Regions from separate parts of the Homo sapiens genome. Here region 1 is linked to region 2. Evidence: chromatin contacts called from ENCODE Hi-C data. All regions are on one chromosome and are shown on one strand. Each heading gives the region's core, a stretch centred on a gene start or an enhancer-like site at or near the end of the contact. The rest is flanking DNA. Distances are from core to core; before and after follow the strand shown. Region 1 overlaps ZDHHC14 (zDHHC palmitoyltransferase 14). Region 2 overlaps IPCEF1 (interaction protein for cytohesin exchange factors 1).

What was found. Hi-C counts contacts between places; a loop is a spot of excess contacts on that map. Pooled maps may share reads with other maps.
Region 1: a loop to region 2 is called in a pooled map, with 7 times the contacts of the local background. The contact joins two enhancer-like sites. A Hi-C loop is called at or near these places in 2 of 37 single-sample maps with no recorded cell type and 3 of 50 pooled maps.

What each region holds. Positions count from the first base shown.
Region 1 is chr6:157,458,918-157,463,023 of GRCh38, reverse strand. All of the region lies in intron 1 of ZDHHC14 (zDHHC palmitoyltransferase 14), which reads right to left. Among named protein-coding and RNA genes, the nearest start is that of MIR3692, 68 kb to the left of the region's middle. RefSeq lists an enhancer at 1,313-1,372. Within about 2 kb of position 1,468, at least 9 of the 41 ENCODE cell types and tissues checked have a DNase peak (open chromatin) inside an H3K27ac peak, as active enhancers do.
Region 2 is chr6:154,248,198-154,252,793 of GRCh38, reverse strand. The region is part of intron 3 of IPCEF1 (interaction protein for cytohesin exchange factors 1); the gene reads left to right. Among named protein-coding and RNA genes, the nearest start is that of IPCEF1, 110 kb to the left of the region's middle. Within about 2 kb of position 3,158, at least 5 of the 41 ENCODE cell types and tissues checked have a DNase peak (open chromatin) inside an H3K27ac peak, as active enhancers do.

The sequences.
Region 1 (4,106 bases), core at 219-2,718, 3.2 Mb before region 2:
CTCCTAGCTACAATTATCTTTATGCACTTTTAGGAAATTTTATTGGTAATGAAACAGCAGTATTTTATTCTTGGTAATTCTGTGAGGGTCACAGTTAAACAATTAAACAGCATTAACCACCACTGTACTGTTCGACACAACATCCAGCCCCCTTAATGGGTAACTTCAGCTGAGTCTGCAGAGACAGCCATGAAAAAAGGCAGTGAAGGGCAGGAAGAGGCCCCCGCCAGGCCCTCCAGGGCTGGGGGGCACTGGGCTGGGCACTTCAAACAGAGAACCCTGGATTCTTTTCCCACTTTGTGAGGAGCCGATTTAAGGAGCAGACAGCTAAGGGAAGATTTATAAACACAATAATTTTTGTTTCTAAGAGTTATAATGCAAAGCAGGGATAGGCATTCTCCTCCAAAGAGGTTCTCAAAGAGATCCTCTGAAGCCAGAGAATACCACATTTCTTTGCCTAACCCAAAAGTCCTCGGAATCTTCATTTGTCAGCAGAAGCTCTGAAAACAAGGCACTGCACTACTTTTTTTGCCTAATGTGGTGGAAGACAGCCCCATGACAACAAAGAGAAAGAAAAATCGCTTTTCTTATAAGTCAGAACATAATGCAGGCTTATGGCTCGAGGTAACTTTGCTGTTGAAATCCTTGAAGGATCCACAAGGCACTCATCGCTCCAGTTAGTGTTCATCTTGTGGAAACCTACAGTGAATCTCACTAGAAAATATACTGGAAAAGAATAGAAAGGGTGAACAGGCATGTCCGTCAACTCTGAAACCCCAGAGCTAAGGAGACCACTTTGAACTGAAGGAGGCAGATTCAGGGTAAGTAAGAAAAAGAGCTAACTTTACACGATGGTGGAAAATTCATGACAACACAGAGGACACTGAAGAGGCTGAAACTATAAATAAGCTCAGAAACTATGTGAACTCACAGATCTATAGTGAGTTGTATTAAGGGAAATGAGGTTGTCTGATGCCCCCTGCAGAGCCCCCTCTGGTGCCACCGTCGCATGATAGACCAGGATCTGACCCAACAGGGGTTTAAAAAATTTTTTTACAAAGCATGAAGATGATCCTAAATTTGTGGCAGACCTTTAGTGTATGAGGATCTCAAGACCCAGAACCGCTGTGCCTCTAGTGGGGGCACGGTGCTCCGAGGCCAGTTTCCATGACTAATAAATCCTTCATTCTGCAAGCCGTGACTGTGGCAGTGCACCCAGCGGCTGGATGGGAAGTGCAGGAACTGGCGTCCCCCACAGGGTGGAGAGGGTATCACCACATTGCCACCTGCCCACCCTCTGCTGCCCAGCTCTGTTCTCCAACAGGCATCCTCTGCTTTTTATTTCCTATCTAGAAGGAGAATATGTCTGTCTATCAGGGTGGGGCGGAGGCTGCTAACTTCAAGACCCTAACCCAAGGTGTAGCTGCTGTTACAGAGATAACTAGGAACTCAGGGGCAGGACTAGGGAGGCTGCATTTCACTAATCCAAATGCCTTTGCCTCTGGGAATGACATGAGTGATGGGGCTGGGCCGTAACGGACTGTACACGTACAATGCGTTCAGGAAAGCAAAGTTCCAAAACCCACAGCAATCTGCCCTGCTTCCTTTGTCTTGCTCCAGCTGTATCCTGATGTCCTTTTAAAGCTATTTTTAGTAACAATATTTATTCAACCAAGAGGAACAAAAATTTACATCAAATGCATTCACAGAGGGGCACGAGACTTTGCCCACAGATGGCCTTTCAAAGGCATCTTTCCCCATGCCGACCCCTTCTCACCTTGTATCAGTGGTGGTTAGAAGCGTGAACTCCTGCCACAGTTTAGTCAAACTCAATGAGATACTGTTTACGGTGGTGGCCACCTGGGAATTTCCCAGGCCCCTGGAGGACGTGTGTTTTTCAGGTTCTAAAAACAAAAGTCCACAGCAATGACATCAGAGGCCCCGCTATGAATTGCATGTGCATTTTAACCAGGCCTTACTTTGCTGCTTGCTATGCCAATTGCTGTGGCTGCCAGTCAGGAAAAGGAAGCCTTCTCGAGCACATGCATGCTTTATGCATTGTCCTATACAGGAAAAAATAGATAAAGGGATGATCTGGGTGTCTCCTGTTGCCAACCCGTGCTAGCAGGGAGAAACACAACTGGGCCTAGGACCGTGTAAGAAGGCCCACATCGGCCTGCACCCCTGCATCTTCAGGGAAACCCTCCTCGCCTGCTGTCTCTAACCCATCCCCAGCCATAAGCAAACGGGGGATGTTTCCACACGGGGCCCAGTGTTAGTCACATTATTTCTGCCTCCATATAACTTAAGGGTACAACTAAGAACTGCAACTCTTGATTAAAATGACACACATTCCAGACTTCTGAGAAGCTTTCCTACAGAAGAATTCCTGCATGGCATATGGGAAATTGGATTTGAGGTCATCTAAATGATTCCTTTCCTACATGGAGAGTCTATTGTTTTATTACTCAGGCAGCGAGCTTCTTCAGAACTCCTTGTCATAGGAATTCAAGAATACCTATGTGGGTATCAACAGCACTCTTTGGAGAAGCAGACACAGAAAGATATGCACAACATAGGAATGACTCTTTTTTTTTTTTTTTTTTTTTTTTTTTTTTCCAGAGAGAGAGTGAGTCTGGCTCTGTTGCCCAGGCTGGAGTGCAGTGGTGTGATCATAGCTCACTGCAGTCTCAACTTCATGGGCTCAAGCAATCCTCCCACCTCAGCCTCCCAAGTAGCTGGGAGTACAGGTGCACACCGCCATGCTTGGCTAATTTTTTACATTTTGTTTTGTTTTGTTTTTTGTTTTTGTTTTTGTTTTAAGATGGAGTCTCACTCTGTTGCCCAGGCTGGAGTGCAGTGGCGCAATCTCGGCTCACTGCAACTTCTGCCTCCCGGGTTCAGGCGATTCTCCTGCCTCAGCCCCCCAAGTAGCTAGACCTGGCTATTTTTTTTTTTTTTTTTTTGTATTTTTAGTAGAGACAGGGTTTCACTATGTTGGCCAGGTTGGTCTCGAACTCCTGACCTCAAGTGATCCTCCTACCTCAGCCTCCCAAAGTGCTGGGATTACAGGCATGAGACACCACGCCCGGCCTAATTTTTCAATTTTTAGCAGGGACAGAGCTTTTGCTATGTTGCCCAGGCTGGTCTCAAACTCCTGGCCTCAAGTGATCCTCCTGTCTTGGCATCCTACAGTGCTGGGATTACAGGTGTGAGCCACCATGCCTGGCCAGATGACTTTTTAAAGGACATCACAGTTTGATGTTGACTGATCAACCCAGAGGAATGAAGTGGACACCTTGCTCATTAGCTGTCCCCCCATCTACCCCTGCACCCCACTTGGGGCGCACAGGCCACCCCACCACCTGCCAGGCTCACTGAGCTTACCCATTCTAGAGGCTCCCACCCTGAGGCTCTCTCTAGCTACCTCTGCTCCAAGCTCCCTGGAAACCCCAACTCTTCCCTTATCAGTTTACAGGCAGCATTCACCAGCGAGGGCCGCCCACACGTGTGCAAAGCTTGTTCACACTCCACTGTCACACAATACAAGGTGTCTTGTTCTTCTGTGACTCATACTGTCCCTCCAACAAAGTCTCCAAACTTCCAGCCACCACCACAGAAACAAGACGTTTGCCTCCCTCCTCACCCTATGGAAAACATTAACAGCTGGTGAAGAAGGGGATCTCTTATTTTGTTTCTAAGTCTTGCTGCCATCATCAAATGGTCACTTGGAGCTCTGTCATCTAGGCAGAACAGCAGGAGCTACACCTTCTACATTATGATGAACGTCAACAATTTGTTTTCCAGAATGTTCTTTCATCAACACTGCTGGAGAAATACCTTTATTCTGCATTTATCTACGATGTAATACAGATCAACACTACTCTGGTAAACAGTTAAGAACGGTGGTTCCTGGCCATTGCATGGATATATGTATAGAAACTATCTTGAGACCAGCCTGACCAACATGGAGAAACCCTGTCTCTACTAAAAATAAAAATACAAAATTACCCAGGCATGGTGGTGCATGCCTGTAATCTACTTGGGAGGCTGAGGCAGGAGAATAGCTTGAACCTGGGAGATGGAGTTTGCAGTGAGCCGAGATA
Region 2 (4,596 bases), core at 1,909-4,408:
CCACTCATCTCTCAACCCACTCGGATTGGTCTTGTAGCCCCACACAATAGTTAAACTGGTTTTGCCAAATCTCTAGTGAATCCATCCTTCGTTTTTTCTTTTCTTTTTTTTTGTTTTTCGAGATGGAGTCTTGCTCTGTCACCCCAGCTAGAGTGCAATGGCATGATCTCGGCATACTGCAGCCTCCGTCTCTGGGGTTCAAGCAGTTCTCCTGCCTCAGTCTCCCGAGTAGCTGGGATTACAGGTGCCCACCACCACGCCCAGCTAATTTTTGTATTTTTAGTAGAGACGGAGTTTCACCGTGATGGCCAGGCTGTTCTTGAACTCCTGATCTCGTGATCCGCCCACCCTGGCCTCCCAAAGTGCTGGGATTACAGGTGAGAGCCACCGTGCCTGGCCAAGAGGAGCTCGTCCTTTGTTTTTTCACACTGACAGTACTGGAAGGTTTGGACCTACCTTTCTCTTGTATTCCTCCCTCTGCTCCACGACAACCTTCTCTCCTGCCTCTCTTTACTTTTTCTTTGGCTGTTAATGGCACAGTCCCCTTGCTGGGCTTCTATTGCTTTTCTGGGGCATGTTGGTTTTCCTTTGGATTCTGATGTTGAGCGTTTGTCATTCTATACATTCTCTGGGTGATCTGACCAAAACATGAGACTTCTACTCTTTATACAGTGACAAGTCAACATTTTATGTCTTTATTCCAGATTTTCCTCCCAATATCTAATCCCTTATATACTGCTGTATACCAAGTATTTCCACTTAGATGTCTCACATGTTTATCAGACTCAGTATCTTTACTGCTGAAACAATATGTACATTTCTAACTGTGTTCTCTATGGTGCTAAGTCATTTATTGCAATTGTTTCAGCTAGAAACTCCACGATTTTCCCTGGAACTTTGCTCTTCCCCACTTTCTACATTGTCTTCCTCCTTCTTCCGTCTTCTCTTGCACCCTTCCTGCAGCTCCTTATCTCCTCTCCCTTCCTTCCTCCCCTTCTTCCCAGTCCTCCTTTCATTTCTTCTTTTCCTCTTCTAGGTGGAAAGTGCCGTGGTATCCATCTTCGCCACAATCTCTAGTCCTTGCTTCCCTGCCCTACTTCTTAACAAAACAGCAACAATGCAAACAAATATCCTAACAGTTTACTATGCAGAGTTTTATTCTTGAAATACCTATTTTCACTTTACCATTTACTTTGGTGACTTTGGGCAAAATTCTGAAGCTCCGTTTGCTTTAATTTCCACTTCTGTAAAGTGGATATAATAATAGCACCTGAGCCAGAAAGGTGGCTATGAGAGTTCAATGCTAGTAATCTTGAAAAGACTCAGAGCAGCGCCTGGCACATGCGAGCATGATATGATTATTAAGCTTTATTCATATGTTTTAGCTGTCATTGTGGTTTTTTAAAATAAGAGATGGGATCTTGTTATGTTGTCCAGGCCAGTTTTGAGCTCCTGGGCTCAAGACATCCTCCCACCCCGGCCTCCCAAATCACTGACATAGGCGTGAGTCATCACATCCAACCTCTGTCATTGTTTTTATTACTGCTTCTGTTATTATTGTTAGAATGTCTATTGTCTTTCTTCATTATCCACTACTATGACAGATTATTTCAATTAATGTATTAAGTATTATTTAAGGTGGTTAGTCTTCTGAAAAAATTAAGCAAGCTTTTCATGTTTTCACAGGTAAATGTCTATTAATTGGATGCTTTAGAATCTCCTTTAAAAAGTTGAGTCTATTTTTCTGGGAAGGATAAAAAACGTTTGTGGAGATGTCAGGGGTTTCTGGAAGAACATCCCTAACAGCTCTATCAGTGCTGTGCCGATCTGGTATGGCTCTAAAATAGTCAGGAATTTCTGTGGCTTGGTTGTTAAAATATTGGTAATTTGAAACTGTCAATGATGTGAGGGTTTCTACCACAGAAATTGACAAAAGCCACCAGTTAGGGCTCCTGCAACCAGAGAGCCCATTTTACCAGCATATCACTGTATAGTTTTTGCTAAAGATTAGGATCACTATGAAGTCTGATGTAATGACAGAGCATCTTACTGTGAATTTTAATACATCTTGGGGTAAATTTTGCCTGCAAGGTTTAACAACTACTATATGGATTATAAGTCAATATAACAGTTACCCGTAACCTGGGCGTTAGCCCCAACATTCAATATCAAAGGAGTTTCCTTTGTATATTTTCTACTGGGTCTTTTGTATATTTCCATGTGTTTTTGAGTGATTCGTGGCCAAATGAAGTTTTTGAACCATCTTTTAAAAAGTTAAAGAAAAATACACTTCTTCAATGAAAAAGAAATACATATTTTCAAAGAAAAATTTCCCCTCAACTTTAGAAGTAAGTTAGGGCAAAATCAGATTTTTAGAATAATTTTTTAGTTTTACCTATAACATTCAAACTGGAAGAAAATAGAATGAGAAAATATCTTACTAGGCTCTGAATATTTATGATGATAGCAAGTTATAATTTCCCCTATTGAAAAACCATCTCATAAAATGCTCAACTGGTTGCTTGCTTTTTTTTTTTTTTTACTTACCTAGCGAAAAACCACATGCAAGATCATTTTGAAACGGACTAGTTCACGGGTTCCACTTCCTGTTGTGAGGAGTAAAATCTATCTTAGATGCAATAAAGTTCTCAAAGATTGTTTTCACTGTCTCATATAAACCAATTTAGGTTTCAAATTCATGTATGTTAGGTGAAACTGAAACTCCCTGAATTTGTTATTTCTATAATATGCAGTCTGTTTCTGGTCAGGGAAAACAGTTTTAACAGTTAATAATTTGCTTTAAGAGAATTATTGTCAGAACAGGGTTGACTCAATGACTCAATAACTAAGCTCCCTCCCCCACTTAAAAACAAACAAAAAAAAAGCCTTTCTTTGAGTTGGGTGCCTGTTCTGCTTGAGGTATTGTTCTCATCCCATCCTAGGCATAAGAACGTGGTGTAGACCAAGGGTTGGTCTTGGGCAGAATTGAGACAAAGCTCACATTTTGGGGCTTTCCCTGGAAGTAGCCCTAAGGTGGAGCCGGAGGGCTCCAGTCCCACTGGGTGCTCACAAGGAATGGGTGGAGGATACTCACTGGTACCCAGCTGGGAGCGATGGAAGGAGCATCACTTCCTCTCTGCCTTGGCTGATCCCATCGCTGCCCTCCAGGGACTTTCCTCTCATTTGTTCATCTGAAGGCTGCTCTTCTTGTTTGAACTAATGTAATTTCATCTTGTTCATTGGAGGCCTGAGCACTCTAGGAATGACTGTTAACAACGCCCTTTTCTCCCTATTCCCCTGGTTCTTGGTTTGTCTCAAGTGCTTGCTAGGGACTCCTGGACCCCAGATTTCCCAAATCTTACCCAGCATCTACATTCACGAATTCTCTTCTTTGTCTTTAGTCCTGGCTCTCAGCTAAAATTTAGCCACTCAAATAATATACATATTTGGGCAAAAATATTTTGCCAATAGGTACTAGTTGGGTTTTACTGATCTCAGAGAATTGGCATATCAAAAAAAGGTCCCAGGAGATGATTTGAGGGAATGATAGGAACTTTAGAACACAAGACAGGTCAGTGTGGGAGATATTTGTGAAGTGAGGCTGAGACTAGGTCCTTTTCATGATAACTTGCCTGGATTTTAGTAACATGCCATGATTATAACATGTCTATCTTTGCTTAAAATTTAAGGTAATTACTGCCATCTTTATGGATGATTAATTTTGGGGGGGATAAATTTTACTCTAACATTGGTCAGATGAAATGTCAGTGCAATATTTCTTGGGATCTATATTTCCCAGGAAATATAATTTAAACACTTTAGCTTCGTTGTAATTGCTGAAGGATACATAAATCATACTTATAAAAATTATGATTTTTTTCTGTTTATTAGATATAAAGTATTTGTTTATCTCAACGATATAATATTATATTACACATACTCATATAAAGGGATGTTGTTTAGTTCTCAGAGGATTTTCACAAATAAATCTTGTAAAATCTTTATAAGACCTATAGGATTAGAATTATTATCAATATCTTCATTTTATAAATGAAGAAGCAGATTCAGAGAGTGCTATTTTCTTGGGCACCACAGCTACTAATTATAATAGCCAGGAATTGGTTCCAGGCCTCTGGATTTAAAGACCTTCTCCTCTTTTCACTATGTCATATCCCTTCTTCAAACATACAGTAGAACCATATACAATAGCTATCAGATCAATAGTTAGATATGTAGACTATAAGCCAGGAACCTCTAGAAAACATTATAAAATGCTGTACTAAGATTACATACCAAATTTTGGAACTGCTTTTCATTTTCACACGTTTTTTCCCCTGAGTTCTCTACCTGTTAACGGAAAAGGTTGTCTTTCAAATTTAAATCAGTTCAGCTTAGATATTTGTAAAGAAAAAACAAATAGAACTTCTTTAAGCAAAATTTTTTTTCTCTCTCTCTACACACACACACACACACACACACACACACACGTATTTTAAAGCACTTAAAAATATTTTTTATTTTTGCTGATAGTCTGATTGTATGTTTGTTTAAAATGTATTGTGGAAAAAATGTATATTTCATATATGTTGTCTTATG